2 separate regions of the Homo sapiens genome follow, and region 1 is linked to region 2. A link is an interaction called in ENCODE POLR2A ChIA-PET data of the cell type or tissue named here. Cell type or tissue: Caco-2. All regions are shown on one strand. Each heading gives the region's core, and the rest is flanking DNA. Links, peaks and the distances in the headings are about the cores only.

Evidence for each region. ChIA-PET counts read pairs that join two places held together with the same protein. Peaks named below come from ENCODE experiments on the same cell type or tissue, not always from the same donor. Only the 100,000 strongest peaks of a DNase experiment are listed, where the experiment ranks them.
Region 1: POLR2A ChIA-PET joins it to region 2 with 9 read pairs; 1 of 35 experiments calls an interaction of 5 or more read pairs at or near these places.

What each region holds. Positions count from the first base shown.
Region 1 is chr22:22,313,284-22,329,664 of GRCh38, forward strand. It overlaps IGL, the pseudogene BMS1P20, IGLV5-52, IGLV1-51 and IGLV1-50. Among named protein-coding and RNA genes, the nearest start is that of VPREB1, 77 kb to the left of the region's middle. In Caco-2, for the core only: a CTCF peak has its summit at 8,915 (motif pointing right); a DNase peak (open chromatin) is centred at 8,928.
Region 2 is chr22:21,569,362-21,585,742 of GRCh38, forward strand. All of the region lies in intron 1 of UBE2L3 (ubiquitin conjugating enzyme E2 L3), which reads left to right. Among named protein-coding and RNA genes, the nearest start is that of UBE2L3, 9.8 kb to the left of the region's middle. RefSeq lists an enhancer at 613-682. In Caco-2, for the core only: no CTCF peak of the experiment used is centred there; a DNase peak (open chromatin) is centred at 9,240.

The DNA of each region.
Region 1 (16,381 bases), core at 4,788-12,787, 740 kb after region 2:
CAGTTCAGCCAATGCCGTTTTCCTGGGATATGGGGGTGCCATGTTGGCTCATCCCTGGCAGGTGTGGCTGCTCAGCTCAGCCAAGACACTGATTCCCTGTGAAGCAGGGCAGCGCTTCAGCTCTCATGCAGTGGGGGGTGTGACTGCTCAGACTGGCTAAGGCACTGATTCCCTGGAAAGCAGGGCACCAAGTCAGCTCAGGCTCCAAGGGGCAGGGCGCAATGGCAGCTGGGAGGGGAGGGGCACAGCAGCGTGGCCCTGCAGGTGGGGTGTATGCTGTGATGTGGACATCATTTGTTCCCACCAGCCATTTGAAATTTCATCCATTTGAAATTTGATTCCAAATGTGGTGGTGTGGGAGGTGGGGCCTAGTGGGAGGTATTTGGGTCACAGGGCAGATCCTTTATGAATAGATTAATGCCTTTTCATGGGACTGGATTAGTTACCAGGAGTGGATTGTTATCAGAGTGAGTTCAGCTTCCTAGACTCTCGTGTTTCCTCTCTTGCCATGTGAGCCCCTTGCATACACCTGTTTCCCCTTCCACTTTCCCTATGAGATGAAGCAGCACAAGACCCTCGCCAGTTGTGCTGCCCAATCTCGGACTTTTCAGACACAAGCAGGGTGAGCCAAATAAACCTTTTTTATAAAATAAGTTACCCCGAGTCTCAAGTATTCTGTTACAGCCACACTAAATGGCCTAAGACAGTGTAACAGCGGCTCGGGGGTGGTGGGCCACTAGGTGGGTGTGATATAGAGCAACAAAGCCTGAGGATGGAAGAAGGGTGCGGTGGCAGCTCACCCTGGGTGGGACATGCTCCCGAAGTGGTCCAGGTCCAGGAGGGCACGTTGCAGCAGCAGCTGGTCCATGGGGGTGGGGCACAATGTCAGTTCCTTCTCTGAGGGGAGTGCTGGGGCTACTGGGCCCCTCTTGCTTCCTTATCCCTGCAGGGAGACATCCCCTCTGCTTCAGGCTGATCCCTCTGGGGGAATGGGTGGTGGGGGCCAGATGTTTCCTTCCCTCCTTTATGTGACCGTCCTGGTTTTCTGTGCTCTGCTGGATTTCTGCTACTCCTTGATGCACTCTGGGGCTCTCTTTTAGTGACTTTCATCAAAATATAGATGTTTGCTGCTTTGGCTGTCTTTGTCAGGGGATGAGTGCAAGGGGCTATTGATCAGCCCCTTGCTGGCATCACTCCCTCTTAAACTTTTCACTGGGTACTCTTTTGAACTATTTTTTCCCCCACCGTATACATGTATTTTTTAAACGTTAATGTGCTAATTTCTACTGAAGCAATGTGGATTTTTCTGAAAGTTTTAATGTTTTAATAAGCTTTTTATTGAAATGTTAATGTCCACACAGAAGAGTGCCCGAATCATAAGTGTGCATCTAGATGAACTGTAGCACACCAGGCTGCCACGCCCTGGACCAAGCAGTAGCCTCGCCCTGTGGCCTCTCCCAGGCACTGCTGCCCCAACCCACAGAATAGCTACTTTCCCAGTTCCTGATGTAGATTTGTTCTGCCTGGTTTTGACTTCTATAAAATACAGCACATTCTGTTTAGCCTGGCTTCTTTGGTTCAGTATTACAGAACACATCCATGTTCTTGTCTATGGCAGACATTGATTTATCGTCATTGTTGAGTTCCATTATATGACTGTGTCACCATTTTTCCATTGATGAGTAAAATGATTTCCTATTTTTGGCTGTTATCCCACGGCCCTGAACACTAGGTCTGGATATGGGACTTGCAGGTATGCAGGGGCACACGCACTTCTGCTGGAGGATCCCTGGGTGGGGTGGAGACTCCAGGGCACCTGTGCTCTGCTTCAGTATGGAGTAGTTGGAGTGTATTGCTTAGAACAAAAGAGATGAGACACTAACACTGTGTGTATATTCTAAATCATATATCAGTGAAGAAATGTGATGTTTGCAACATCTTCTCTGGGGATGCTAACCCCCTAAGTCATTATTACCATGCATGTAAGCACCTCACCTAGATCTGCACTCCATCTAGCAGTGAGAAATTCCACCATAATCTACACACCATAATATCATCAATGTGTCTAGAAGTCAGATCCTCTATGTGTGAACCAAGACAATGCCTGGCAAACAAGACAGCTGGGCTCTCAGGTCTCTGCACCATGGGGAGGTGTGTAAGGCCATTCTTGAATTACTATAAAGAAATCTCTGAGACTGGATGATTTACAAAGAAATTTACAAAGAAATGTTGAATTGACTCACAGTTCTGTGGGCTGTACAGGAAGCTTGGTGCTGGCATCTGCTCCTTTTCTGGGATGCCTCAAGGAGTTTTTACTCACGGCAGAAGATGAAGTAGGAGCAGGCATCTCACATGGCAGAACAGGAGCAGGATAGAGAGTGGGTAGGAAAGGTGTCACAAATTTGAACAACCAAATCCCATGAAAACTCACTATCATAAGGTGAAAACCAACCCAAGAAGGATACTCTCTCATGACCCAAGTACCTCCCACAAGGTCCCACTTCCAACCTTGTGAATTACATTTCAACATGAGATTTAGTTTAGCATCCAAACTATACCATTATTCCCCTGGTCTCTAAAGTCTCATGTTCTTCTCACATGGCAAAATACAATAATGTCTTCCTAACAATCCCCAAAACTCTTAACTCATTCCAGCATCAACTCAGTCGAAGTCCACAGTTCAGAGTCTCATTTGAGTTAAGGCAAGTCCCTTTCACCTATAGGCCAGTAAAATAAAAAACAAGTTATTTACTTCCAAAATACACTGGTAGTACAGACATTGGGTAAATATTCCCATTCCAAGAGAGAAAAAACTGCCATAAAAAAAGGGCTACAGATGTCATGGAAGTTTGAAACCCCGCAGGGCATTCATTAAATGTTAAAGCTCCAAAATAATCTTTTTTTGACTCCGTCTCCCACATCCAGGGCACACTGATGTAAAGGGCAAGCTACCAAGGCTGAGGGCAGTTCTACCCATTTGGCTACGCAGGGTTCGGCCCCTGTGGCTACTCTCATAGGCTGTTAAGTGCCTGCAGCTTTTCCAGGTGTAGGATACAATCTGCCAGTAGATCTACCATTCTGGAATACAGAGGACAGTGACCTCCTTCCCACACCTCCACTAGGCAGTGCCCCAGTGGGGACTCGGTCTGGGGCCTCCAACCCCACATTTCCCCTCCACACTGACCTAGTAGAGGTTCTGTGGGAGGGTTCTGCCCCCACAACAGGCTTCTGCCTTAGCACCCAGGCTTTTCCATACATCCTCTGAAATCTAGGTGGAGGTTGTTGAGGCTCCAGCACTCTTGCATTCTGTACTCCTGCAGGTTTAACACCACATGGAAGCTTCCAAGGCTTAACATGGCTTTTGCTCCCCAAAACTGTGGCATAGCATTATCTGGAGCCTCTTGAGCCAAGGCTGGAGCTGAATCAGCCATGAGGTTGCACAGGACTGTGGGGCCCTAGGCCAGACCCAGCAAGCCATTCAGTTCACCTAGGCCTCAGGACCTGTAATGTGAGAGGCTGCCTCAGAGATATCTGAAATGCCTTTGAGGTCTTTTTCCCATTGTCTTGGCTATCAACACTTGGCTCCTCTTTAGTTACGCAAATACCTCTAGCAAGTGATTGTTTCGCAGCCCACTTGGATTCTTTTCAGGAAGAGGGGATGTTATTTTCTGCCACATAGTCAAGCTGAAAATTTTTCAATCTTCTATGCTCTGCTTTCCTTTTAAATATAAATTCCAAATTAAAGTCATTTCTTTGATCTCACATCTGAGTATAGGCTGTAGACACAGCCAGGCCACCTCTTGAACTCTTTCTGCCTAGAAATTTCTTCTGCCAGATACTCTAAATGATTGTTCTGAAGTTCCAACTTCCACAGATTCCTAGAACATGAATAGAATTCAGCCAAACTCTTTCCTAAGGCATAACATGGGAGATACTTGCCCCAGTTCCCAATAAGTTACTCACTTTCCGTCTGAGATGTTGACAGCCTATGCTTCATTGTTCCTAACACCATCAGCATTTTGATCACAACCATTTAACCAGTCTCTATAAAGTCTGAAGCATTTTCTAATCTTCCTGTTGTGAACCCCCAAAATTGGACACAAGTCTCAGTTAACTCAGAAAGCTTATTTTGCCAAGGTTGAGGAGGCACATCTGTGACACAGCCTCAGGAGATCCTGATGACATGTGTCCAAGATGGTAGGGGTACCGCTTGGTTTTATGCATTTTAGGCAGACATGAGACATCAATCAACATGTGTAAGATGTACATCAGTTCAGTCTGGAAAGGTGGAACAGCTCCAGGTGAAGGCAGGACAACTTGAAGTGGGGAAGGGGCTTCCAGTCTTAGATAGATAAGAGACACATGGTTGCATTCTTTTGAGCTTCTGATGAGCCTCTCCAAAAGGAGGCAATCAGATATGTGTTTCTCTCAGTGAGCAGAGGGGAGACTTTCAATAGACTGGGAGGCAGGTTTGCTCTAAGCAGTTCCCAGGTTGAGTGGGGTCCCAAGATTTGTTTTCCTTTCACACTGTCTTCTCCTGAGCCCCCCAAACCCTTCCAACCTCTGGCCATGACTGAGTTCCACAGCTGCTTTTGTACTATCAGGTATCTTTTAGCCATACTTTATTTACCAATTATCTGTGTTAGGACATTGTTGCATTGCTACAAAGAAATTTGTTGGGAAATTTACAAACAAAAGAGGTTGAATTGGCTTATGGTTCTGCAGGCTGTACAAGAGTCATGGTGCCTCCATTTGCTTGGCTTCTGAGGACACCTCAAGGGGATTTTACTTGGTGGAACATGAAGTGGGAGCAGACATCTCTCATGGCAGGGTGGGAGCAAGAAAGAGAGTAAGGCAGGAGGTTCCACACATCTAAACAATCAGATCTTGCAAGAACTCACTCACTGTCATGAGGACAGCACCAAGCCTCGCGGAATCCGCTTCAATGACCCAACCACCTCCCACCAGGTGCCACATGCAACATTGGGGATTACGTTTCAACAGGAGATTGAGAGAGGACACACATCCACACTATATCAGGAGGTGTGTGCCTTGCAACCATCAGGGGATGCTGCAGGACTGCCCTATGGTCCCTACACAGCTGCTTAGTAAGAACCATTCACTCCAAGGAACCTGTGCCCTGTGCTCAATGATGGGGACTCAGGAGCTGTGTCCTCTCTGGCCTGGCAGAGTCCCCTAAGCAGAGACCTGTGTATGGTCTCGGCAGGTGCTTCCTCCCAGGGCCCTCCCGAGGGGGAAACCAAACCTTCCTCCTCCTCAGTCTGGAGTGTGAGCTAAGCTTCAGCTCCAGGGCTCAGGGAGGGGCTGGGCAGTCCTTGGATGGAAACATATTTGCATGAGCAGCCCCTCCTCTGGCAGAGGATGGAGAAGAAGAGGAGACCTGGGGCAGCTCAGGCCCACTGTTAGGGCTCAGGGGCTGTGTCCACCATGGCCTGGACTCTTCTCCTTCTCGTGCTCCTCTCTCACTGCACAGGTAGGGAAAGTCCTTATAAACTGAGTCTCAGTGTCCAACCTACACCATCCCCTGTGGCTCAGACCTACAAGAAGCTTTACCCTGGGAACTGCCTTATCACCCATGATGTCTGTGTTTTCAGGTTCCCTCTCCCAGCCTGTGCTGACTCAGCCATCTTCCCATTCTGCATCTTCTGGAGCATCAGTCAGACTCACCTGCATGCTGAGCAGTGGCTTCAGTGTTGGGGACTTCTGGATAAGGTGGTACCAACAAAAGCCAGGGAACCCTCCCCGGTATCTCCTGTACTACCACTCAGACTCCAATAAGGGCCAAGGCTCTGGAGTTCCCAGCCGCTTCTCTGGATCCAACGATGCATCAGCCAATGCAGGGATTCTGCGTATCTCTGGGCTCCAGCCTGAGGATGAGGCTGACTATTACTGTGGTACATGGCACAGCAACTCTAAGACTCACACAGTGCTCCAGACCCATGAGGAAGTAAGACAAAACCCTCCCCTCTACTCTCCTGGTCTAGTGAAATCACCCCTGCTGGTGGCTCTGACCAAATCTAGCTCAGGGGGTGACATCTGTTGTCTCATCGACAGCACTGGAGCTCCCACGGAGAAGTAGGTCTAACAAAGTCCTACCTTGCTCGCATTTCACAGGCAGACATCCCTTGCTCAGGGGTAAAATCTCTCAGTGTTGACATTGAAGAAGGCAAGAGGGCTGGGTTGGGGTTCATCTCAGCTCAGAGTCTAGAAGTGACTCAGAGATGCTGCTGGTCTGAGAGTTTTAATATGAGCCTTGGGATACAATACAGGGATGCAGATGGGAATTGTATTCTCTTTGTCAGTAACGAACCATCAGTAATTGAAAAGTCAATACATTGAGAATAGCATAAAGCATGAAATACTTTAGGATAAGTATGACAAAAATTGTTGTTTTACACACTAGAAGTCCTAAAACATTGTTTAGACACAGGTCTTAAAGAAGACCTGAGTAAATGCACAGATAATCCTTTTTTTTTTTTTTTTTTTTTGAGGCAGAGTTTCACTCTTGTTGCCCAGGCTGGAGTGCAATGGCATGATCTTGGATCTCGGCTCACCACAACCTCCACCTCCTGGGTTCAAGCGATTCTCCTGCCTCAGCCTCCCGAGTAGCTGGGATTACAGGCATGTGCCACCACGCCTGGCTAATTTTTGTATTTTTAGTAGAGATGGGGTTTCTCCATGTTGGTCAGGCTGGTCTCGAACACCTGATCTCCGGTGATCTGCCCGCCTCGGCCTCCTGAAGTGCTGGGATTACTGGCGTGAGCCAATGCGCCCAGCCCAGATAACCCTTTTTTTTTTTTTTTTTTTTGAGCAGGAGTCTCGCTCTGTCGCCCAGGATGCAGTGCAGTGGCGCGATCTTGGCTCACTGCAACCTCTGCCTCCCGGTTGAAGTGATTCTCCTGCCTCAGCCTCCCTAGTAGCTGGGACTACAGGCATGTGCCACCATGCCCGGCTAATTTTTTTTTTTCCTTGTGGCAACGGGGTTTCACCGTGTTTGGTCTTGATCTCTTGACCTTGTGATCCGCCCACCTTGGCCTCTCAAACTGCTGGGATTACAGGCATGAGCCACCGTGCCTGGCCCCAGATAACCCTTTTTATGTGAGAGTGTAGAGAATGTTGCTGCAGCTGGTGTGGGATGGGGGATGGCTGGGTTGAGACTGTGTTGTCACCTGCAGTGTACACCTGAGGTGACATGGTTCTGAACATCACTTTCCCCATTGAAGGCCCGAGTGACCTATCACTTGCTTCTCAAAATTCAGGAACTAGGTGACTCTAGGAGAGTGCACAGGAAGCTTTCTGCATATTCTTTCAAGAGATTTCGAGGTCACTGACTCTTTTTTCAAGACTTAAACACAAAATCCACATCCATCATTCTTGCGTAAAGAGACCATTCTTTTTTTTTTGAGATGGAGTCTCGCTCTGTTGCCCAAGCTGGAGTGCAGTGGCATGATCTCGGCTCACTGCAAGCTCTGTCTTCTGGGTTCATGCCCTTCTCCTGCCTCAGCCTCCCAAGTAGCTGGGACTACAGGCACCCGCCGCCATGCCCGGCTAATTTTTTGTATTTTTTAGTGGAGATGGGGTTTCAACATGTTGGCCAGAATGGTCTTGATCTCTTGACCTCGTGATCCACCCGCCTTGGCCTCCCAAAGTGCTGGGATTACAGGTGTGAGCCACTGCACCCGGCCCAAGATGGGGTTTCATCATGTTGACCTGGCTGGTCTCAAACTCCCAACCTCAAGTGATCCACTCACTTCAGCCTCCCAAAGTGCTGGGATGACAGGCGTGAGCCACAGTGCCCGGCCTAGTACATTGTTTAAATGGTGCATGTAAAACCTCATGGTACTACAACTGCCTGGTGACAGACTCACCAGAGTAAATAACTATCCTGCTGTTCTCCAACCACATGGGATTCCCCAAACAAAGATTTGTTGAGTCCAAGATGCATCATGCCAGAACTCTTGCAGTCATACACATAATTTGTTTCATTTTAATAAATACGGTTATCTTTTTTCTTCAGTTTATTGTTTTTAATGTATCATCTTCTAGGTTTCATTACACATCAAAGATGAATAATTTCTCTCATCTTTAGGACATGCTGAAAACACTCATTAGTGATTTTGAACAGTATTATTTCCTAAACATCCTAGTTGGAATGGTTGATCCTAAAAGCTACCATGTGTCAGGCTCACCTGAGTGCAGACTGTGGTCTAAACAAGCTAAAGTTTTAATTCTTCCATCTTCAAATACGGAGCATATTTGCTTGTTTTGCTCTTTAGCAAAACACTGCAAAGTCATTCGCCAGGATCTCCTGCAGACTGGCATTCAGTGATGGAGAACAGACTCCTAGGTGAGATCCCTGGTCACAGGATCCAGATGACTATGACTGCAAGTCTGGAAAAGAAGAGACAGAACAAAGATTTACCAGCATAACCCTCTGAGAATGTGCCCCAGCCATCCTGGAGGGAAGAGCTCCCTATTGACCCAGCACTGCAGAATCCACAGAGGAAGGACAGCTCTGGCCACCAGGGAGCAGCCACACGACAAGAGAGGACCCGGTGTCCCCACAGGTGAGGAAATGAGTCCATGGGGCTGGTCAGTGCTCTCGATTTCATTCTGCCATAACAGGACTTTGTGTAGTCACCACCTGAGTCCTATACAGTGAACAGCCAAGGAGACATGGACAGATTCACCCCTGAGGAACCCAGTAGAATGTGAAGTCTGCCCTGAGGTCACGAAGAAAAGACTCAGGGGGCTGCCTGGCCTGGCCCTGATGGAGGGGGCCATGGACAGAACAACGGGGAGGCAGGGGTGTCTCTGAGAGGCTCTGGTCACCTTGTCATACAATGGTGGTGTACAATGTCGCACCATGGACACTAGGGGGCGCCTGCGCACCATTCCTGAGAAGACTGGGTGTGATGAGAGCAGGACCAGCGCCACCTGTCCTGCTTGGTGCCCTATGCTTAGGGCTCACAGATGTCAACTCTCCACCCCCTGGGACCACACAGCCCCACCCCTGGCACTCTCTGACATCCTCAGGCAGAGGAGCTTGACCCAGGGCCCAGGGTGGGATCAGAAAGCTGGAGGGTCTGATTTGCATGGATGGACCCTCCTTCTCTCAGAGTATAAAGAGGGGCAGGGAGAGACTTGGGGAAGCTCTGCTTCAGCTGTGAGCGCAGAAGGCAGGACTCGGGACAATCTTCATCATGACCTGCTCCCCTCTCCTCCTCACCCTTCTCATTCACTGCACAGGTGCCCAGACACAGGGTCAGGGGAGGGGTCCAGGAAGCCCATGAGGCCCTGCTTTCTCCTTCTCTCTCTAGACCAAGAATCACCGTGTCTGTGTCTCTCCTGCTTCCAGGGTCCTGGGCCCAGTCTGTGTTGACGCAGCCGCCCTCAGTGTCTGCGGCCCCAGGACAGAAGGTCACCATCTCCTGCTCTGGAAGCAGCTCCAACATTGGGAATAATTATGTATCCTGGTACCAGCAGCTCCCAGGAACAGCCCCCAAACTCCTCATTTATGACAATAATAAGCGACCCTCAGGGATTCCTGACCGATTCTCTGGCTCCAAGTCTGGCACGTCAGCCACCCTGGGCATCACCGGACTCCAGACTGGGGACGAGGCCGATTATTACTGCGGAACATGGGATAGCAGCCTGAGTGCTGGCACAGTGCTCCAGCCCAATGGGGAACTGAGACAAGAACCCCCTTCTTCCTCCCCCAGGAGGGTGAGTGCCGCCAGCTGCTGCTCACGCCTGACCTGTAGCTTCTGCTGCTGCAGGTTCTCCCATGGGCCACGGGGCAGCCAGGGCCCTGCCTAGGAGTGGAGGCTCCACCACTTTTGTCCTCAGAGTCAGGAACAGGGACTCCAGGAATGAGAATATCCTGCTCCTGCAGCTTGGGACACAGGGTCTCTGCACTGACATCCTGGGCTGAGGTGGCAGGTCCAGCTGTGTCTTCACAGTCCTTCCTGTGCCTGCCCATGGTGTGGGGAGGGAGGGAGTGGGGGAGGGGGTGTGGGCCTTTGAGCTTCACTAGAGACCTGAGGGAGCAGAGGTGCTCCCCAAGACCTGGACTCCTTCCCTCACCCTCCTCCCATCACTCTCCTCACTGTAGCTATGGCCAGGTGAGGGCTCAGGGCTACTTGAGGACCTTGCTCAGCCCAGGGCCTCCATCCCAGGCATTGTTTCCAAACTCTGTAAGGGCTGTCTCTGAATCTGTAGAAACAGTTATTTCTGTGTGCCCAGGACTGGGTTAGAGGGCACCAACCCCACCCCTTGCAAACTGCTCCTCACCTCTTAGCGCCCCAGTGAGGAGAAGAAAGAGTTAGAAATCAGGAATCTACTCAGGGCTCCCCTCTCTCCCCTTTCCCAGCCTCCCCTGGCTTTCTCTTTCTACAGAAACACCAAGGAGGCAGCCACCAAGGACGAGGGGAGGCCCAGGCATTATACCAGGCAGCGGAGCCAGCCAGTCCCCCCAGATGGTGGAGGGAGGTGGTGGAGGTGTCTGGGACCAGAAAATAGTGAGGACCCTCTTACTGAAGTGAGGACGGGTGGCATAAACTGAGGCCCAGATGGTGGACCAGATCTCCTGAGCCATCTACTCATTTCTTCGTGTGTTCCAGTTTGGGTAAGAATAGGCTAAAAAAAAAAAAAAAAGGCTTTGAAGAGGTTCCTTTCCTCAGATAAGAATTCGTAGAGGATTATTGCCCACTCAGGCATTGAGGGGAGGCTGAGCCTCACTCTCAGGCCAATAGAACTGGGGGCTTTCAAGGGAATTTGATTGTACTGAGCTCCCAGACTCTGACATCTAAGATTTTTGCCCTCGTAGCCGAACCCAGCACTGATACCAAAATGGATGAAGGCTGATAGATAAGCCTAGAATATTCTAGCTGGCACCATCTCGTGGAAAAGAGAATCAAGTTAGAATATTGATGTGATAAGGTGGCATCGCACAGTGAGGGGAGGAGAGCTTGCATGGGGGAGGGTAGAGGAGCCACTAGAGGGCTGGACAAGGAGGAGACAGTCTGAGGTAAGTTTGTGAGGAAAACTCCAGATGCTTCAGAGAAGATGGACAAGGAGGTAGGCAGTGTGAAGGCCATGGGACCAGCTCTAGTCACCGGGAGAGAGTGGTCAGATTCAGCACCAGTGTCTGGGGAGGAGGTACTGAAGCCTGGGTGAGGGGAGAGGCTCAAGGCTGGCCTTAGGACCTGAGTGGGGCACAGTGATCACACTGCTGGGGGGTCCTTCAAGTGCAAGGGGGCTGCAGGAAGGCTTGAGCTCATTGTCACAATGAAAACTTAGACAACAGCTCCCCAGCCTTGTTCAAAGGTGTCACAGGACTTTTTCCTCTCCACATGGCAACGTGGAGAAGAAAACTTATCTCTGAGATATATAAGATGTTAGTTCTCCATAACCTCTCTTGTCCCCTGGCTGAATTCCTATTTGGAAACAAAATGACTCTCCAGTTTTATATATGACATCCTCACAAAAAAAAAGTTCCAGAATGAGAAAGATCTGCCCTCCCTGACCCACTGGTGAGGAATCTCAGCCTTCAGGACAACCAGACTAAATCATTCATGCCATCTCCCATGACAGCATCATGTGGACCAGGGAGCCTACCTTATGGGTTTGGGCCACACACTGCCTGTCCCTAGCATTGCAGCTGGGGACACTTACATGCTGAACTCATGGCTGGGAGATCTGAGGTCCAGACATGACAGGAAAAGGAAAAAGACCAGGAGCTCTGCCTAAGTAGCCCCCCTGTGTGAATCACTCTACCCTCCACCCTCATCTTCAGTTCGTGATGGGTATTGTCTTGTGAAAACTGAAAGCTGGGCTGGGACACAGGCAAGAGAGTCTCTGACTCACAAATCTCCATCGTGGGCTCTCTGGCCTTTCTGATATTCTTTTCACACATCAATTCTGGGCCAAGACACATCCATGCTCATCAAGAAGGCATTGATAGGAGAATCAGGTAGCCTCCAGAGAGACAGGAAGCAGATAAACACCCTCATGTTGGCCTCCTAAGCCCAGAGGAGAAAAAAAAAAGTTGGAGGGGAAGAAGTTCAAGAAGCCACACTAGAAGCCACTGATTACCATCACCTCGGCACCTGTCCTCCATCTGCCCCTCTTTCAAGTGAGGACCAGACTCGGGACAGCACCTGCACCTCCCCCTCTGTCCATGCACTGTGTAGGGAGCCTCCTTCTGCTCTCATCTCAAGGTGGCTGCTCCGCCAGGTCAGCCGTATCACTGCTGAGAGTCTTCCCTGGGTCCTGGTCACAGGGTCTGGGATCAGCAGCAACCTGGCTTTGATTCAGCTCTGACCCTGCCCCTTCAGGACACAAAGCCCATTATTAAAGGGATAACTGAACTCTCCTAGTTCACTCAACCTTAGATTTTCCTTCTCAGTGTCCTTCTAGAAAGTGCCGCCTCTACTAAATGATTTCATGTTATTTGCTCAGGTCTAGAGCTATTTGATTTCCAAAATTCTATACTCTTCTGTTCTCATTCCCGGTCATGGCTCATTTTCCCTCAGCAGCTAATGATGCTAATCATGTATCTACCCCCCATTGTCACAAAAAAGAGAGATGGAAGAGTTCCTTAGATAAATACAGGGTTAGCAAAGAAAAGTTTCATTATCTCTTAAGAATTACTCCAAGATCTGGCCAGGCGTGGTGGCTCATGCCTGTAATCCTAGCACTTTGGGAGTCCAAGGTAGACAGGTCACGAGATCAGGAGATCGAGACCATCCTGGCTAACATGGTGAAAACCCATCTCTACTAAAAATACAAAAAATTAGCCAGGCATGGTGGTGGGCACTTGTAGTCCCAGCTACTGAGGAGGCTGAGGCAGGAGAACAGCGTGAACCCGGGAAGTGGAGCTTGCAGGGAGCCGAGATCATGTCTCTGCACTCCAGCCTGGGCAACAGAGCGAGACTCCGTCTCAAAAAAAAAAAATAAAGAATTACTCCAAGATCTAAGAAAATTAATTCCAGTTCTTCAAGAGTTTACTCCTCAGAAACAACAGCATGAATACATTAGGTAGTGAATGTTCTTGGTCTTCTCAATGAATAACGTCTGAAAGGTTCAGAGTATATGTTTCAAAAAGGTAAGTGCATAACTTTCAAAAAAATGTAGTATTAACATGTCAACAATTTTAATTGGTATATATATTTCTGAAAAAAAAAGCAGTATGATGGTAAAAGAAATGTAAAAAAGCCTTTGTAAAACCCAGTGCTTACAGTCCACCAGGATAGCACCTGTGAAGCAAATTTCCTTTGCTGAAGATACACCGCCTTTTAGAATAATAGCAAGATAGTTTGAATTTGTCTTCTTCTCTCACAGCAATCTAAAAATTAACTTGATCCCATTTATATGACATATCTAGAAATATTCCTGTACATGTGGACATTCCCATCGCACACCTCCCATCCAGGCTGTCCTAAAGTGGCATCTCCTCTTCTTCTGCTCATGTTCTCCCCCTCTCCTCACCTCTCCTGCTGACACGTGGCTCCTCCCTGCCTTCCTCTCCAGTAGCCCCAGCAGATCAGGCCCAACCAGTGAACAAGCTCCTGGACTTCTTGGATTTCTGAGGACTTGCCCTGCCAGGGTGTCTTTCTCAATCACAATCTCTCCTTCCCGGGAGTCCAGTTCTCCTAGATCCTGTTATTTATCTAATGTTATACATCTGTATCTACTTGGTGGACTTCCCTACATCTTCACCCGAACCCCAGGAATCTTCAGGTCATGCCCATATGACCTTAGTTCTCCTGGAGTCCCTTCTTCCTTCTTCCCCTGTGATCCCACCAAGTGGAGATCTCTTCTCAGACCCTGGAGTGCAGCAGGGACTTCTCTGGTCTCTGCCCCAGGGATTAAGGGGGTGGAATTGAGGACTCCTGTGCCCTTCCTATGCCTGTGTTTTCATCAGGGTCAGCTGCACAAGGTAGGGATTCCCACTCTCAGAGTATGAAGAGGGGCAGGGAGAGATTTGGGGAAGCTCTGCTTCAGCTGTGGGCACAGGAGGCAGCACTCAGGACAATCTCCAGCATGGCCTGGTCTTCTCTCCTCCTCACTCTCCTCGCTCACTGCACAGGTGACTGGATGCAGATCGAGGGGAGGGTCCCTGGGAAGCCTATGGATTCTTGCTTTCTCCTCTTGTCTCTAGAAGCAGAATCATGATGCCTGTGTCTCTCCCACTTCCAGGGTCCTGGGCCCAGTCTGTGCTGACGCAGCCGCCCTCAGTGTCTGGGGCCCCAGGGCAGAGGGTCACCATCTCCTGCACTGGGAGCAGCTCCAACATTGGGGCGGGTTATGTTGTACATTGGTACCAGCAGCTTCCAGGAACAGCCCCCAAACTCCTCATCTATGGTAACAGCAATCGGCCCTCAGGGGTCCCTGACCAATTCTCTGGCTCCAAGTCTGGCACCTCAGCCTCCCTGGCCATCACTGGACTCCAGTCTGAGGATGAGGCTGATTATTACTGCAAAGCATGGGATAACAGCCTGAATGCTCACACAGTGCTCCAGGCCCAGGGGGAGGTGAGAGAAGAACCCCCTTCCTCCTCTACCAGGAGGGTGAGCGCTCAGCTGCTACTGCTCAGGCGTGGCCTGTGGCTTCTGCTGCTGCAGCTTCCCCCATGGTCCAGGGGCATCCAGGGCCCTGCCTCAGAGTAGAGGCTTCTCTTTTTTTCTGTTCTGAGAATCATGCACAGCAGCTCCTTCCTAGGAACAGGGCCTCCAGGGACCAGAACATCCATCTCTTTGTACCTTGGGACACAGGGTCTCTGCAGTGAAGTCCTGGGCTGAGGTGTCAGGTCCAACTGTCATCACAAACCTGATGCAGAACCTGTGTCTCCATCAACCTCATTTCCTGATTTCTGGAAGTTCCGACTGTTGGCTTTCTGTCCCTGCTCCTCAGGGTGAATCGCTTGGCTTCTTTCCTCCCCAGCCTACTCTTTTTAATAAAACCCTTTCCAAGGAGGAATAATGTCCATACGAGAAAACACCTATATTTATAATATACCATGACACCCATTTTGGCATGTTTCTGGATCCTTGAAAGCATCACCACCACCGAGCTATGCAAGCTGTGACCAACCCCAGCAGCTCCTCATGACCCTTTGTCATCTCCCTTTCTACCCCAATGCCCTCCCGGGAAGCCACAGATCCTCCTCTGTCATTAGTGTTTGGTTTCCATTTTCTGGAAGGTATCAGTGTTCACAAACATTCTCTTGCCATTTGTTGAGGCTTCTTTCACTCCGCACACTTTTTGAGATTCTCCCTGTTGTTGCTGAATGACATCTCATCCCATAAAGGGCTCATCAGTACCTTTGAGGGCCCCTAGCCATTTTGCCTTTCATGCCCATTCCTGCATTTGTATATACACATATAGAATCCAGGGTAGCCTATATTCCTTTTAATCTGAATTTTAAAAAATCAATACATTTTCTGGGGCCCCTAACAGCGTCGAGTCCTGTAGGCATTTGATCTTCTCTCTCCAGTGATGCTCAGCCCTACTTGCATCTCATGCGATTATACTCACTTCTCGCCATTATTCAACAATTTTGTTTTATTCTCTTGGTTTTAAATAGGCAATACACAAACAAGATGCCACATGAGAACTATGGAAACCACTTCCCCCTCCTACATCCTGTCTCCTGGCCTGTTGGTTTCTCTCAGCTGAAGTGACCAGGAATGCTTACATTTATGTTCCCTCCCAGCCAGGATCTGTGTGTAGAAACAAGGGGGTCTGTCTGTGTCTGTGTGGGCAACCACATTATGTTTTCTTTAGTACCACTACAACCTTACTATTGACAAACAACTTTTTAATTCCTGAGACTGTGACTTCATGTAATCCTGACAGTAGCCCGATTATTGCTTTTGAGGCAGTGGTCCTGATTGGAGAGGAACTGTTTGTGACCTGGGGATGGCGTTCTCTAATTTATCAAATGTAAACACTGGAGGTCAGTTAAATTTGAATTCGGTAAAACAATGATGAAGAATCAATAGGTAGGCTGGGCGCCGTGGCTCACACCTTAACCCTGGCACTTTTGGAAGCCAAGGTTGATGGATTGCTTCAGGCCAGGAGTTCGAGACAAGTCTGACCCACGTGGTGAAACCCCGTATCTCCTAAAAATACAAAAATTAGCTGGGCCTCATGACATATACCTGTAATCCCAGTGACTCAGGAGGTTGAGGCATGAGAATCACTTGAACCCAAGAGGCAGAGGTTGCAGTGAGCTGAGACCGGGCCACTAACTCCAGGTGGAGTAACAGAGTGACACTCTGACTCAAAAAAAAATACAAAAAAAAAAAAAAAAGAGTCAGTATGTGTATCCCCCAGACAATATTGTGTATTTAAA
Region 2 (16,381 bases), core at 4,977-12,976:
CTCCAGCCAGGGCGACAGAGTGAGACTCCATGTCAAAAAAAAAAAAAAAAAAAAGATTTCTGGAGTGCATGCCTTGCTTTCTAATGTTACTGAAATTACTCTGAATCTATATCCTCATCTCTCAGGTGCCCTCCCAAGTGCTCTCCTCCCCAGACTACCCCTGACGGACACCAGAGTTCTTTTAAAGCAGATAACTCAATTCTTTCACTCCTGTTAAAAACCTCTATGGTGTTATTGTCCTCAGCAGTTAATCCTAACCTCTTACTTGGCATGCAGGACCTTTCTGAGACTGGCTGAAAGCAATCCCTTGAGCCTCACCTCCTGCCCTTTGGTTTCCCACAGTTCTTGCACCTAATCACAGTAGCTACTATTTTTCCAGCTTTTACTTCGTGCTTTATATGCATGATCATGTTTAATCCTTCCTGTGAAGTAGACATTGTGATTTCCATTTTGTCGATGAGAAAAGATTCTTTGGCTTGCCCAGGGTTACCTAGCTAGGGAGAGTGAGTTGTGATCGAATTCGGTTCTTTCTCCAAAGCAAAGTCTCCTGCTCTTACTTGCTGTCTGATGTCCCTTTGCACGTGTTGTTTGCTCTACCCAAGAAAAGCTGCCTTCTCCTCACTTCTCCCTTCCAGAGAAGTCCCAGGTTCAACTCCAGTGCCAACTACTCTGTGAGCCCGTGCTCCCACATCCCCCTTCAGAATGTGTTGTTTCCTCCTTTGTGTGACCACAGCGCTTTCTTTATATTTCTCTTTGAGCACTTGTCACAATCTCTTTGTGTTACAGACTTGTCTTTCCTGTACTGGGTTCTGAGATCCCGAAGGGCAGGGATCTTGACCTAATTCATCCTGGTAGCCCCCTAGCCTATCCCAGTTGACCCAGTTTGGAATCTCCAGGCTCTCAGGGGTCTAAGAGGGGACTTATTATGGTTTTAAAATTATTACTCTGTTTCTAAAAAAAAACAGACCTTGGAAAAAAATTGTAACATTAACTGAGTATTTATTAAGTATTAGGTTATTTACGTAAGTCATCTTTTCAACACTCAAAGTTAGTGTATTGTCATTTGTATTTTTTATAAATGAGGACATTGTGAGGTTAAGTAGGTTAAGGGAGTTACCTAAGGTAGAATTGTGGAACGTGGTGGGGAGAGAGAAGACGCTGACTCTTCCTGGCTCCAGGATCCAAATTCCATGCCTCTTGTCAGGCTGTCTTTCTTACTCAAAGGCTGCATGGAGCGGTGTGTTGTTTCTTAAGTTGAGGATGGAAAGGCTTTCAGTTCACTAGGGGAACACCAGTTATGTAATGCTGATCATTGGCTGTGAGAATCAATGTTTAAGACTGTTTTTTTTTTCTTTTAAAGGAAGAAAAATTATTGATACAAGTTGATAAACAGTCTTTTCAGTACATAGGGTGGTAATAAAGTGATTTTCGTTGGTGAAAAGTTGGGGCTTAGTGCATGGAACAGTGCCTTAGGCATAGCAATCTAGCAAATGTTGAATGATCAAATTAATTACATCTTAAAGAACTTTAGATTTCTGTTAAAAATGTTTTCTAGGACATTCCACAGCAAAGATTTCTTTGTAACAATGGACTGTCTGCAGATAGTGTAAAACACATTATTAAAAGTAGAGTGATTTACATATACTACACTGAGAAGTTATTTTAGGCAAAGTGAGTATGATAAAGTCTTTTATTTCAAAAGCACTTGCCAGGAGGCTTAACCTCTTTTAGAAGCCTTTTTAGGAATTACAGTGTTAATAAAACATTAAGTACATTTTAATTTGCAAGCAGCTAATTTAGCATTGTTGGCTACAACCAGATTGTAACCATTGCTTCAATCAGGATGGGGAAATTGCTGCAAAAGCCAAAAGTGAAACCTTTATGTGTGGCTTAGGCAACTGATTGCCATCTGATCATTTCTTTGCAGCTTCACACTGCACACATTTCCCCTAAGGGCCCTCCTGTTGAGTAGCTTCCCAGAAGGGCTTTTCTCAGAGGGGAAATCTGTGGATTTAGAGGGGTGTGTGTGTAATGTCTTATTACTTATCATGACATAACTGTTGAGTTAAGGAGTTTCACTCTTGTTGCCCAGGCTTCAGCGCGATGGCACGATCTCTGTGCACTACAACCTCTGCCTCCCAGGTTCAAGCGATTCTCCTGCCTCAGCCTCCCAAGTAGCTGATACTATAGGTGTGCACCACCACTCCCTGCTAATTTTGTATTAGAAAGGAGGTTTCACCATGTTTGCCATGCTGGTCTCTAACTCCTAACCTCAGGTGATCTGCCCGCCGAGGCCTCCCGAAGTGCTGGGATTACAGGTGTGAGCCACTGCGCCCAGCCTAATGCTATTTAAAAATGTTCACTCAGAACTTCATATTGTTATATTTTCTCCCAGTTCATAGTCATAGTAGGAGGAACCTCTAAAAGTTCATTCCTTGGGTTTCGTTGTATTAAGCAGTGAGGTAGTTTGCTTTTGAGTATAGGTTTAGATTCTGAGGTTGGGTGATTAAGGAGATAGAGCAATGAGTATGTCACATGTTTCAGGAGGTGAGGGGAGTTTTATATGTGATGTTATGCCAGTGTAAATGTCCTGAATCCACTGAGGCTTTGTGAATTGAGAAAAACGTTGCGTCTTTTTTTCTAAATTCATGCATTCCAGTAAGTTGGGACTGTTTCAGCCTCCCTTAATGGTATTCTTTGTAAATGTTTGGGACAGGTGATGGGAAGGAGTATACTCAATTATTGCAACATTTGGGACCTTTTAAGGTATTTACTAGAAAACTCTGAGGCAGGCCAGGCGTGGTGACTCACACCTGTAATCCCAGCTCTTTGGGAGGCCGAGGTGGGCGGATCATGAGGTCAGGAGTTCGAGACCAGCCTGGCCAACATAGTGAAACCCCCGTCTCTACTAAAAATCCAAAAAATTAGCTGGGCGTGGTGGTGGGTGCCTGTAATCCCAGCTACTCGGGAGGCTGAGGCAGGAGAATTGCTTGAACCCGGGAGGCAGAGGTTGCGGTGAGCCAAGATTGTGTCATTGCATTCCAGTGCGAGACTCCGTCTCAAAAAAAAAAAAAAAAAAAGAAAACCCTGAGACAAAAACTCTTGTCTCAGGGTACTGGGGCCTTTTCTGATCTTGTTAAAACTCTAAATTAGGAGACTGTTGCTTTAAAATTTTATTATAAGAGGACACTTGAAAGTATTCTCATTTTATTGGAACATTTATTACGTTTAAGATATTTCTATATTCTTTGCTACAGCAGTAAATGTGAGAGCCACATTTCTTTGCAGCTTCACACTGCACACACACTGCACACACTGTGCACATTAGAGAGCCACAGAGACGTTCCTCCTGAGCCAGACTCCAACCACTTCCAGAGTTTTCTTGGGAACGGCACATAGATCTGTAGGCATCTGAGTCTTAGCTCCTCCTGTGACTCTCTCCCTCTGGCCCCATGCATCTCCTCCTGTCCCACCTTAGTTAATGGTTCACTTGTCTACTCAGTTGCTCAAGGAAAAAACGCCAGCGGAGCCCTTCTCGGCTCTTCCTCCCTTGTCTAGTCACCTGGCGGATTCTGCTGAACTATGCCTTCAGTCTCTCTTCTCTGCCTGTCTTCTCTCCATCCCCACTCCCACTCCCAATGCCACTGCCACTCCCACTGCCTCAGTTCAGGCCATCCCTGTTTGTGGTAGACACCTGCATCGAGCTCCTTAATGGTTCATCTAAACTCCTTACTGGTCAGCGCACTCTCTGTCCCACACTACTCCTAACCAGCAGTGCATCAGAGTAGTGTATGGTGTGGTGTGCAGTAGAGAAGTGCACATGAGCAGGCCCTGCTCTCAGAGATTGGAGCAGAATTTAGTAGGGTGAGGATGAGGCTGGGACTCTGGATTACAAGTGCACATTCCTTAGCTTTTTCCTTCAAGGTCTTGTCTCACCAGCCTTGTCTCTCCCCACTTGCCCGTTGAGTCCCCTAAAAACAGCATGCTTTGCACACACACTCTGGATCTCGTGATTGGCATCCCTGTCTCTTCTCTGTACCAGGGTAACTTTTTGACCTTTGAGACTCAGCTCAAGGGGCAATTCCTCTGCCCTTGAGGAGCTCAACAAAGGAGAAAAATGGCACGTACCTGGAACAAAGAAATCCTGGGCTGGCCACTGTGTGCTAGATGTCTGCCACCTGAATAATGGCTTGCAGGAGAGGGAAAGACCCCCTCTGACACTGAGGAGGAGGTCGAACTTGGCCTGGCCCTTTAAGCACGAGTAGGGTTTCAGCAGTTGAAGAAGACGGACTGGGTGGCCAGTGAGGTTGAGTCTCTCTCATCCCTCAGGAGGGCTGTGGGCAGTGCCTATGGGAAATGCTTTGAGGAGCCCCAGAGACCATCTGCCTACTCCCCAGTGCTGCTTGCGTCTGACCTTGTGCCGTCCCGCTTTGGGTTTTAGTTAGGCCAGCCCCTGAGATGCTTTCCAGAAGTGTTGAGGCATTGGCTTGATTTTACCCCAGATTGGCATGTCCAGTGCACCTGGTTCCTCCAGAGCTAGGAGACCTCCCTCTGCCAGGCCAGCCTTGGAGGGTGAGCTACCTCTCTATAGAGGGGTCACTGAGGGCAGTGCTGATGGATTTAAGGACAGGTGGCAGAGATGCCATAGCCTTTAGGTTGAGGGGCCAGATCTACATATCTCCTGGATGCTACAGCTATCCAGGAGAAGTGGCATGCCACTCACTCAGAAAGGGCTTTGCATGTATCTCCTGTGGCCAGCTTCATCATGCCTGTTCTTGGGGGACATAAATAAGCCTAACCTCCCCAAGCCCCCCACCCCTATAAGAAAGGGAGGAAGGGGCTTTTGCTCAGAGCAAAGCTGTTTAGAGGAAGACTACAGCATAGCAGTTAAAAGCTCAGGTTCTGGAGTTTCAATCCTGGGCCTGCCATGTCTTAGCTGAGTGACCCTGGGCAAGTTACTTTACCTCTCTGTGCCTTAGTTACTTCGTCCGTGTGTGAAGGTTAAATGAGTTAATATATACCAACTGCTTAGAAGAGTGCCTGGCATATAGTAAGTGTGAGCTACTTGTAGATATTATTGGGAATAACCAAGACATGTTCCAGGGCAGGGAGGTGACCAGCCTGACAGGAGGGGAGGATTTGGAGGAGTGATAGGAGATGGTATTGCAAAGGTGTTTTCGGGACAGGTTGGGGCCAGTCTGCCTGGACATACCCTCATCACTGAGAGCCCATTCTCTTACCTGTGGTACTCTCTTATTCTGTAGGTTGGAGAAAGAGTTACTGAGACAGCTGTGTGAATGTTTGTTTAAAAATGTTGGCTGGGGGCCAGGCGCGGTGGCTCATGCCTGTAATCCTAGCACCTTGGGAGGCCGAGGTGGGCGGATCATGAGGTCAGGAGATTGAGACAATCCTGGCCAACATGGTGAAAACCCATCTCTACCAAAAATACAAAAATTAACCAGGCCTGGTGGTGCGTGCCTGTAATCCCAGCTACTAGGGAGGGGGAGGCAGAAGAATTGCTTGAACCTGAGAGGCAGAGGTTGCAGCGAGCTGAGATCGTGCCACTGCACTCCAGCCTGGGTGACAGAGTGAGACTCTGTCTCAAAAAATGTTGGCTTGGCGCAGTAGCTCACACCTGTAATCCCAGCACTTTGGGAGGCTAAGGCAGGTGGATCACTTGAGGTCAGGAGTTCGAGACCAGCCTGGTCAACATGGTGAAACCCCGTCTCTACTAGAATCACAAAAAAATTAGCTGGGTGTGGTGGCATGTGCCTGTAATCCCAGCTACTCGGGAGGCTGAGGCAGGAGAATTGCTTGAACCCAGGAGGCAGAGGTTGCAGTGAGCCAAGATCATGCCACTGCACTCTGGCCTGGGCAACAGAGTAAGACTCCATCTCAAAAAAAAAAAAAAAAAAAGAAAAGGAAAAAGAAAAATGTTTACTTGGCTGGGCGTGGTGGCTCATATCCGAATCCCAGCACTTTGAGAGGTCAAGGCGGGTGGATCACTTGAGGAGACCAGCATGGGAAACATGACGAAACCCCATCTCTACTAAAAAAAAAAAAAAAAAAATACAAAAATCAGCCGAGTGTGGTGGTGCATGCCTGTAATCCCAGCTACTCTGGAGGCTGAGGCAGGAGAATCGCTTGAATCCGGGAGGCGGAGGTTGCAGTGAGCTGAGATGGTGCCACTGCGCTCCAGCCTGGGTGATAGAGCGAGACTCTCGAAAGAAAAAAGAGAAAAGTTTACTTTTCCCAACAAAGTTGAATAGCTTTTTTTTTTTTTTTTTTTTTTTTTTTTGGAGACGGAGTCTCACTCTGTCACCCAGGCTGGAGTGCAGTGGCACCATCTCAGCTCACTGCAACCTCTGCCTCCCATGTTCAAGCCATTCCTCCTGCCTCAGCCTCCCGAGTAGCTGGAACTACAGATATGCGCCACCATACCCGGCTGATTTTTGTATTTTTAGTAGAGACGGGGTTTCTCCATTTCCCAGGCTGGTCTCGAACTCCTGCCCTCAGGCGATCCACCCACCTTAGCCTCCCAAAGGATTACAGGCGTGAGCCACTGTGCCCAGCTTAAAATTGAATAGCTCTTGAACTCAAAATTTGTCTTTCTAATATCTCAGAAATTTACCTTGCATATTGTAAACATCCAGTGTAGTGTGACAGTCACTGTGTCCAAAGATGAGCATAGGTGCTATGGAAGGCTCCCACAGGTGCTGAACTGGGGCAGGGGTGGAGGTTTGAAAGCAACTTTTTTTTTTTTTTTTTTTTGAGGCGGAGTCTCGCTCTTTCACCCAGGCTGGAGTACAATGGTGTGATCTTGGTTCACTGCAACCTCCGCCTCCCGGGTTCAAGCAATTCTTCTGCCTCAGCCTCCTGAGTAGCTGGGATTACAGGCGCACGCCACCACGCCTGGCTAATTTTTGCATTTTTGTTTTTTTTTGTTTTTTTTTTGAGATGGAATCTTGCTCTGGCGCCCATGCTGGAGTGCAGTGGTGCGATCTCGGCTCACTGCAAGCTCCACCTCCCAGGTTCACGCCATTCTTCTGCCTCAGCCTCCCGAGTAGCCAGGACTACAAGTGCCCGCCACCATGCCCAGCTAATTTTTTTGTATTTTTAGTAGAGACGGGGTTTCACCATGTTAGTCAGGATGGTCTCGATCTCCTGACCTTATGATCCTCCTGCCTCGGTCTCCCAAAGTGCTGGGATTACAGGCGTGAGCCACCATGCCCGGCCCCCAATTTTTGTATTTTTAGTAGAGCTGGGGTTTCACCATGTTGGTTAGGCTGGTCTCAAACTCCTGACCTTGTGATCCGCCCACCTCGGCCTCCCAAAATTCTAGGATTACAGATGTGAGCCACTGCGCCTGGCCGAAAGCAACTCTTGATTGAGAAGTTGAGGTCTCAGATGTAATATTCTTGCTTCTTGTCTTCTCTTTCCTTTTTTTTTTTTTTTTTTTTGAGACGCAGTCTCGCTCTGTCGCCCAAGCTGGAGTGCAGTGGCACGATCTTGGCTCACTGCAACCTTCACCTCTGGGTTCAAGCAATTCTCCCTGCCTCAGCCTCCTGAGTAGCTGGAATTACAGGCGTGTGCCACCATGCCTGGCTAATTTTTTTTTTTTTTTTGAGATGGAGTCTCGCTGTGTTGCCCAGGCTGGAGTGCAGTGGTACAGTCTTGGCTCACTGAAAGCTCCGCCTCCTGGGTTCACGCCATTCTCCTGCTTCACCCTCTCGAGTAGCTGGGACTACAGGCGCTCGCCACTACACCCAGCTAATCTTTTGTATTTTTAGTAGAAACGGGGTTTCACCATGTTAGCCAGGATGGTCTCGATCTCCTGACTTCATGATCCACCCACCTTGGCCTCCCGAAGTGCTGGTATTACAGGCGTGAGCCACCGTGCCTGGCCTGATTTTTGCATTTTTTAGTAGAGACGGGGTTTCATGGTGTTGGCCAGGCTGGTCGTGAACTCCTAACCTCAGGTGATCCGCCTGCCTCAGCCTCCCAAATAGCTGGGATTACAGGCGTGAGCTACCGCACCCAGCCCTTGTCTTCTCTTTCAACCTTGAAGCAGAAAGTTAAGAAAGTTGCTTCTGGTGGCTGTGTAGTTTCTCCTTCTGACCCTTGCTGCACACATACTCTAGAATTCCAGAGCTGTGTGAGGGATCTTGGAAAGCAGACACCAGTGGCCTCTGTTTACAGATGAGGAGGCTGAAGTCAGTGGTGGAGCCAGGCCCAACATCAAGGTCCCCTGCTCTCTGGGCCTTGCTCCTGCTTTTTAGATGGTTGCTTTTGGTCTTGAGGAAGGGACAAGATGGAGAAGAAGAGGGTTCATTTCAGATTCGGTGGCTGTTTGGGTTTTGTTTGTTTTGGTTTTTAACACTTCCAGGGCTGTGTTGATTATAGTTTTCTGTATTTCACTTTCTTGTCAGATTTTGTCCCTACTTTCCTAGCATAGGTAGGCAGAGCGGGGAACATTCTCTTTTGACAGCCCTTATCCCAGCAGGCACATCTGCAACCAAAGCAGGTGCTAATGTCAAAGGGCTCATGGGCTAATGTCAGGGCTCATGTGATGCTCCATCTTTCTGAGAGGAGACCACCTGACTCACGGTGAGGAAGAGGGTGTAACTCAGAGGTTGAATAGCCTCTGAACCCGTCTGAGATGGCTTATAAAAAAGTGTTTCACACCAGCACGCCTCTCATTAAGAACAGTCAGCGGCCGGGCACGGTGGCTCAGGCCTGTAATCTCAGCACTTTGGGAGGCTGAGGTGGGAGGATCATGAGGTCAAGAGATCGAGACCATCCTGGCTAACACAGTGAAACCCTGTCTCTACTAAAAATACAAAAAAAAATTAGCCGGGCGTGGTGGTGGGCGCCTGTAGTCCCAGCTACTCGGGAGGCTGAGGCAGGAGAATGGTGTGAACCCGGGAGTCGGAGCTTGTAGTGAGCCGGGATTGCGCCACTGCACTCCAGCCTGGGTGACAGAGCAAGACTCTGTCTCGAAAGAAAAAAAAAAAAAAGAACAGTCAGCATAAGAAAACCTAAGCTTCCTGAAGGATTCTCCACGAGTTTTACACAGGCAGTTCCCGTCGTGCCCATTTGTCCTGTGTCAGGCTTTGTGTGGTTGAGTCTGTTGTGGACAGACTTGAAGAGGTCGGTGTCCCAGCCCTCAAGGAGCTGTCAGTCTGGTAGGGGGGTGCTGGACTCTGGAGTTTGTAATGGAGGTCAGGAATGCCAGGCACACCCATGTACAGATGGACACGGAAACACCTTCCAGGAATGAGGCCCGGCAGCCAGAAGCTGGTGTCAAGGCCTGCTGAGTTGGAGCTTTGGCCATGCTTCCCCCATGCTTACTGTGGAGGTTGTGGGCAGTGCGTTCCTCTAAGCCTCTGTTGAGTGTTTTCTTTGTCATGTCCTCTTAGAATGACCACCTGAGAAGGAGTGTGCTGTAACCTCTGAGAAGCACTGTGCTGTGATAGAGTAAGAGTTCAGATGTAGATTTCTGCCTTTGACTCCTTAGTGTTGTGCCTTTGAGCCTCAGTGCCCTGATTTGTCCAGCAGATGATGAGATGACTTCATAAAGTTATGATCATAGCTAAGTGTATTATTTATTTATTTATTTATTTATTTATTTATTTATTTATTTTTTGAGATGGAGTTTCACTCTTGTCACCCAGGCTGGAGTGCAATGGTGTGATCTCGGCTCACTGCAACCTCTGCCTACCAGGTTCACGCAATTCTCCTGCCTCAGCCTCCCGAGTAGCTGGGACTACAGGTGCCCGCCACCACGCCTGGCTAATTTTTGTATTTTTAGTAGAGACGGGGGTTTCACCATGTTGGCCAGGATGGTCTCGAACTTCTGACCTCAGGTTATCCACCTGCCTCGGCCTCCCAAAGTGCTGGGATTACAGGCGTGAGCCACCATGCCCAGCCCCAGGTGTAATTAGTTATGATGATAACTAAATGTAAGATAGCTACCATACTGCTGACCTATGGAAGGGATGATGTCTTGGCATGGGTCCTGCCCCCTTAGCTAAATGTTAGTTGAAATGAGAGAATTGCATTAGAAGGCCATGAGGCTTATGTTTAGATTTTCAGTATATTGAATTACATTTAAGTCATGATTTAGTGGCCAGGCACGGTGGCTCATGCCTATAATCCCAGCACTTAGGAAGGCTGAGGCAGGAGGATCACTTGAGCCTAGGAATTTGAGACCAGTCTGCCCAACATAGTGAGACCCTGTCTCTGCAAAAAATAAAATGATTAACTGGGCATATTGGCACATGCCTGTAGTCGCAGCTTCTCAGAAGGCTGAGGTGGGAGGATCACTTGAGCTCTGGAGGTTGAGACTGCAGTGAGCCGTGATCATGCCACTGCACTCCAGCGTCGGCAACAAAGCAAGACCCTGTCTCAGGGGGAAAAAAAAAAGTCATGATTTTAGTGTCATTGCTAACGGTTGTCTTATGCAAGCTTGGAAAGTTTGCATTTCTGTTACAATTATTTACTTTGATAGACCAGTTATACTGGAATTTGGTAGATTTAAGGCAGGTTTATGTAACTTTCCTCAGATGTCCAGCTCCATCTGCCAGGTTTTGTTTTGCCTGAGCAGTAGGAGCCTAGAAATATTCCTTGCACAACACAGGCACATAATGACTAGCTGTGCAGGACTAGGGAAAATACTGAATATGTTCATGTTTTTGTTGATGTAAATATTGGTCAATACTATTCCAGAGCAAGCTAAGCCCTCCTGGGATCCCACAGAGTAAACAGGAAAACCTGCTCTGTCCGTTTCTAATGGGAGCATTAACTCACTGCTTTGGGTGGCTGAGATAGTCAAAAAAGAGCAATTTCAGTGCAGGTTCTAGTCCTGGGCATGCTCTATACAAGTTCTTTGACTTGGACATCTCTGAGCCTTGGCTTTACCATCTGTGAAATGGGGCTAATATGCCCCACTTGCCCATCTCAGGACTATGAATTGTAAACAGTGCAGAATGGCCTTATAATTGACCACTTCCTCTCAAGCCATGGCTACCCCTTTCCCAGCATCTCTTTGTTTTCTGTTCTTGTTGGAATTACTCTTTTCTTTTCTTTCTTCTTTTTATTTTCTTTGAGATAGACTCTCACTCTGTTGCCCAGGCTGGAGTGCAGTGGCGCGATCTCGGCTTACTGCAGCCTCTGCCTCCTGAGTTAAAGCAGTTCTCCTGCCTTAGCCTCCCGAGTAGTTGGGACTACAGGCATGTGCCACCATGCCTGGCTAAGTTTTTTGTATTTTTAGTAGAGACAGGGTTTCACCATGTTGTTCAGGCTGGTCTCGAACTCCTGACCTTGTGATCCCCCCACCTCAGCCTCCCAAAATGCGGGATTACAGGTGTGAGCCATTGTACCGGACTTAATTTTTGTATTTTTAGTAGAGATGGAGTTTCACCATGTTGGCCAGGCTGGCCTCGAACTCCTGACCTCATATGATCTGCCGGCCTCAGCCTCCCAAAGTGCCGGGATTACAGACATGAGCCACCATGCCTGGCCTCTTTTCTTCAAGAGACAAGGTCTTGCTCCGTTGCCCAGGCTGGAGTGCAGTGGCATGATCATAACTCATTATAACTCATTATAACCTCGAATTCCTGGGCTCAAAGGATCGTCCTGCCTCAGCCTCTTGGGTAGCTGGGACTACAGGTGTGTGCCACCATGCCCGGCTAATTTTTTTTTTTTTTTTTGAGATGGAGTCTCACCCTGTTGCCCAGGCTGGAGTGCAGTGGTGCAATCTTGGCTTATTGCAACCTCTGCCTCCCAGGTTCAAACAATTCTCCCACCTCAGCCCCCCAAGTAGCTGAAGACTATAGGTGAACACTACCATGCACAGCTAATTTTTGCATTTTTTGGTAGAGATGGGGTTTTGCCATGTTTTCCAGGCTAGTCTGAAACCCCTGGGCTCAAGCAGTCCACCTGCCTTGGCTTCCCAAAGTGCTGGGATTTGAGCCACCATGCCTGGCCATTTTGTTATCCTTATTATTTGTAGAGATGGGATCTTGCTATGTTGCCTAGGCTGGTCTTGAACTCCTGGCCTCAAGCGATCCTCCTACCTTGACTTCCCAAAATGCTGGGATTATAGGTGTGAGCCACTGTGCTGGCCGGTGTTCACTTAAAGGAAAAAAAAACCTTCAGGCTGGGCACGGTGGCTCACACTTGTAATCCCAGCACTTTGGGAGGCCTAGATGGGCAGATCACCTGAGGTCGGGAGTTCGAGACCAGCCTGACCAACATGAATAAACCCCTGACTCTACTGAAAATACAAAATTAGCCGGGCATGGTGGCGGGCGCCTGTAATCCCAGCTGCTCGGGAGTCTGAGGCAGGAGAATCACTTGAACCTGGGAGGCGGGGGTTGTGGTGAGCCAAGATCACAACATTGCACTCCAACCTGGGCAACAATAGTGTAACTGTCTCAAAAAAAAAAGAAAAAAAAATTCAGAACAAGCTGTGCCCAGTAGCTCATGCCTATAATCCCACCACTTTGGGAGGCTGAGGCAGGTGGATCACCTGAGGTCAGGAGTTCCAGACCAGCCTGGCCAACATGGCAAAACCCCATGTCTACTGAAAAAAAAAAACAAAAATAATTAGCCAGGCATGGTGGCACCTGCCTGTAGTCCCAGCTACTCAGGAGGCTGAGGCAGGAGAATCGCTTGAACCTGGGAGGCGGAGGTTGCAGCGAGCCAAGATCGCACCACTGCACTCCAGTCTGGGTGACAGAGTGAGACTTCATCTCAAAAAAAAAAACAAAAAAACAAACAAAAAAAAAAACAGTTCAGAACAACGTCTGGGTTTCGGTGCTTATAGACTTGTAGTCAGAGGGATTTTTTCCATGTGCTTAGCTCAGTGGGAGGTTTTAGTCCTTTTAGGAGCTTGTTTCTAGCTGTAGAAATGACACTGCATTCATCAAGGCTCCAGTTTTTTCCTTGCCAAGAAACTGGGTGGTATGAATGTGGTGGGTTTTTTTTTGTTGTTGTTTTTTTTTTTTGCGATGGAGTCTCGCTCTGTCACCCAGGCTGGAGTGCAGTGGTGCAATCTCGGTCTACTGCAACCTCTGCCTCCCAGGTTCAGGCTGTTCTCCTACCTCAGCCTCCCAAGTAGCTGGGATTACAGGCATGCATCATGACTCCTGGCTAATTTTTGTAGTTTTTTGTTTTTTGAGCCGGAGTTTCACTATTGTTGCCCAGCCTGGAGTGCAATGGCGCGATCTCGGCTCACTGCAACCTCTGCCTCATGGGTTCAAGTAATTCTCCTGCCTCAGCCACCCGAGTAGCTGGGATTACAGGCGCTTGCCACCACGCCCAGTTAATTTTTGTATTTTTAGTAGAGACGAGGTTTCACCATGTTGGCCAGGCTGCTGTTGAACTCCTGACCTCAGGTTCCACCTGCCTCAGCCTCCCAAAGTGCTGGGATTACAGGCGTGAGCCACCGTGCCCGGCCCTCAATATGGTGATTCTTAAGCAGAGCAGGGGTTGCACATCACAGTCATCTGGGAGCACTCCCCTCAGAAAGGTACCCATCTTGTACTGGAGGCTGATGCAATAAGCAGGTCCTAGATGGCGCCTAGGCACAGTCAGCTCTCCTTCCTTCTCCCCTGTACCCATCTAAGCCCTTCCCCTGCCTCTCTGCATAGGGGTATTAAACAGCCCCCAGGGGCTTGGCCATGCACCCTGGCTGAAAGTTCTGGCCCTGATCATGAGTGCCCTGAGTTGGTAAACACTGCAGCTAAACTGGTTTCCTTTCTGCTTCCCTAACGCCCCCACTGATTTCTGCCCTCCATGTCTCTGCATACACATTTCCCACACATGGACACCTGTTCTCTAGCAGTTCTGTCTTCCCCCGTCTTTCAAGGCCCATCTCAGAGCCTGTCTTCCACAAAGCTGTTCCCTCCACTGGTGTCTGCTAGACTTTCCTCACTGTGACCTAAAGGTTCCTAGAGCAGCGTTTCTCAGTTCTTTTAACCCACCCTCAACAGCCAAGAAAAGTGGCCTTAAGCTTTACTTTCCTTTAGGGATACTACAGGCCTTTTGCCATTTAACAGATATAAAATGACACAGTGGTATGGAATATGCTTGTTTACATTGTACCAGTGTCCTTGCATTGAGACTTGCTGCCCATAGTACTGCTGTGACATCTGAAGCATCCCTGACTGGCCCCACTGGTTATTCTTCTGCACGTCTGTTCACCTGCTCCTGGCACTGACTTCAGAGGAGACTCAAGAGGGTGTATAGTACAGTCTTGCCCAGTGCAGGTGGCTTCTTTCTGACAGCCCTGGCCACTGGCAGCCCTGTCTGCCCCACCCATTTGAGTATCTATAATGACATGACGACTGCTGCCCCGAGTCAGGGGGGCTTAGACCACGTGAAGGTAGCATTAAAGAGTTTGGCACTGAGTCAAAAGCTGCCTGGGATAGTGAACACTTACTGGCCCCAATTCTTTCTTCTTTACTCATATAGAAGGTTGAATCCTTTGCAGGTGAACTTTTTAAATTTTAATTTTTTTTTTCTTCTGAGGTGGAGTTTCACTCGTTGCCCAGGCCGGAGTTCAATGGAGCGATCTTGGCTCACTGCAACCTCCTGCCTCCTGGGTTCAAGCGATTCTCCTGCCTCAGCCTCCTGAGTAGCTGGGATTACAGGCGTGTGCCACCATGCTGGGCTAATTTTGTATTTTTAGTAGAGACGGGGTTTCTCCATGTTGGTCAGGCTGGTCTCGAACTCCCGACCTCAGGTGATCCGCCCGCCTTGGCCTCCCAAAGTGCTGGGATTACAGGCATGAGCCACCGTGTCTGGCCTAAATTTTTTTTTTTTTTTTTGAGACAGAGTCTCGCTCTGTCACCCAGGCTGGAGTGCAGTGGGGTGATCTCAGCTCACTGCAACCTCCACCTCCCGGGTTCAAGCGATTCTTCTGCCTTAGCCTCCCGAGTAGCTGGGACTACAGGTGTCACCACCACGCCTGGCTAATTTTTGTATTTTTAGTAGAGATGGGGTTTCACCATATTGGCCAGGCTGGTGTTGAACTCCTGACCTTGTGTTCTGCCTGCCTTGGCCTCCCAAAGTGCTGGAATTACAGGCGTGAGCCACCACACCCGGCCTCGGCCTAAATTTTAAATTTTAAGTTTTATTTTATTTTTATTTTTTTGAGACAAGGTCTCACTCTGTCACCCAGACTGGAGTGCAGTGGCATGATCATGGGCTCAGGCAATCCTTCCGCTTCATTTTTTAATTTTTTTGTAGAGATGAGGTCTTACTGTGTGGCCCAGGCTGGTCTCCAACTCCTGGCCTCAAGTGATTTTCCCGCTTCGGCAACCCAAAGTGCTGGGATTACAGGAGCACTTTGGGAGGCCGAGGCGGGTGGATCCCTTGAGGTTAGGAGTTGGAGACCAGCCTGGCCAACATGGCAAAACCCCATCTCTACTAAAAATACAAAAATGAGCTGGGCATGGTGGTGCGTGCCTGTAGCCCCAGCTACTCAGGAGGCTGAGGCATAAGAAGCACTTGAGCCTGGGAGGCGGAGGTTGGAGTGAGCTGAGATCACGCCTCCACACTCCAGCCTGGAGAGCGAGACTCCGTCTCAAAACAAACAAACAAAAAACAACAAAATGTGGAATTACTGGCATAAGCCACTTCGTCCAACCAGCAGGTGAACTTTTTAACGTTTGAAGACAGATGTATGTCATCTTCACATTTCTTTAGGCCATAGGTTCCTGGACCTTTTGATTGTTCCTGGTAGGACATGGTCCTTGCTGTTCTTGTCCTGAGCAGCCCTTATTTGATGTGGTCTTCTAAAGTATGGTGTCCAGAACTGGACACAGCATTTGGCTCTGAATAGTTCAGGGTGGCCTGGACGCTAAACATGGCACAAACGATTGGTCAGCTAAACCAGTCAGTTTTTCATGCTGCTGCTAAGGTTCATGCCTTGTGCTTGGTGAAAAATTAAGTGTTTGGAACCAAGTCCAGGTCTTTACTGGATCTCTAAAATATTTCATTCTGTGACTTGGGGTGTGGTTTTGCTATCCAGGATCCTTAGAGGTTTGGTCTTTAAGCCTGTATTCGTTCCTTCCCTGATATGTGGTACCTAACTACATCTCTCTCAGCCCACTTCCCACCAGGGTGACTTCAGGCCACCAGTTCTAAAGCCATTCGATTCTCCTCAGCTCTTCTTGATCCAGCCTCTGTTTATCCATTTTGTACAGAAACATTGTAGTGGCTGTTGAGAGAAAGGAGCATCCCTTTTAGCCAGGGCTTGGGGAGCTCCTTAGAGGAACAGGCATTTGAGAGAGGCTTTCAATGATGAGCATGTTGGGGATGTGGGGCTGGTGATAGGCAGGACAGTTAGGGACATCCTTCCAGAAGACATCCT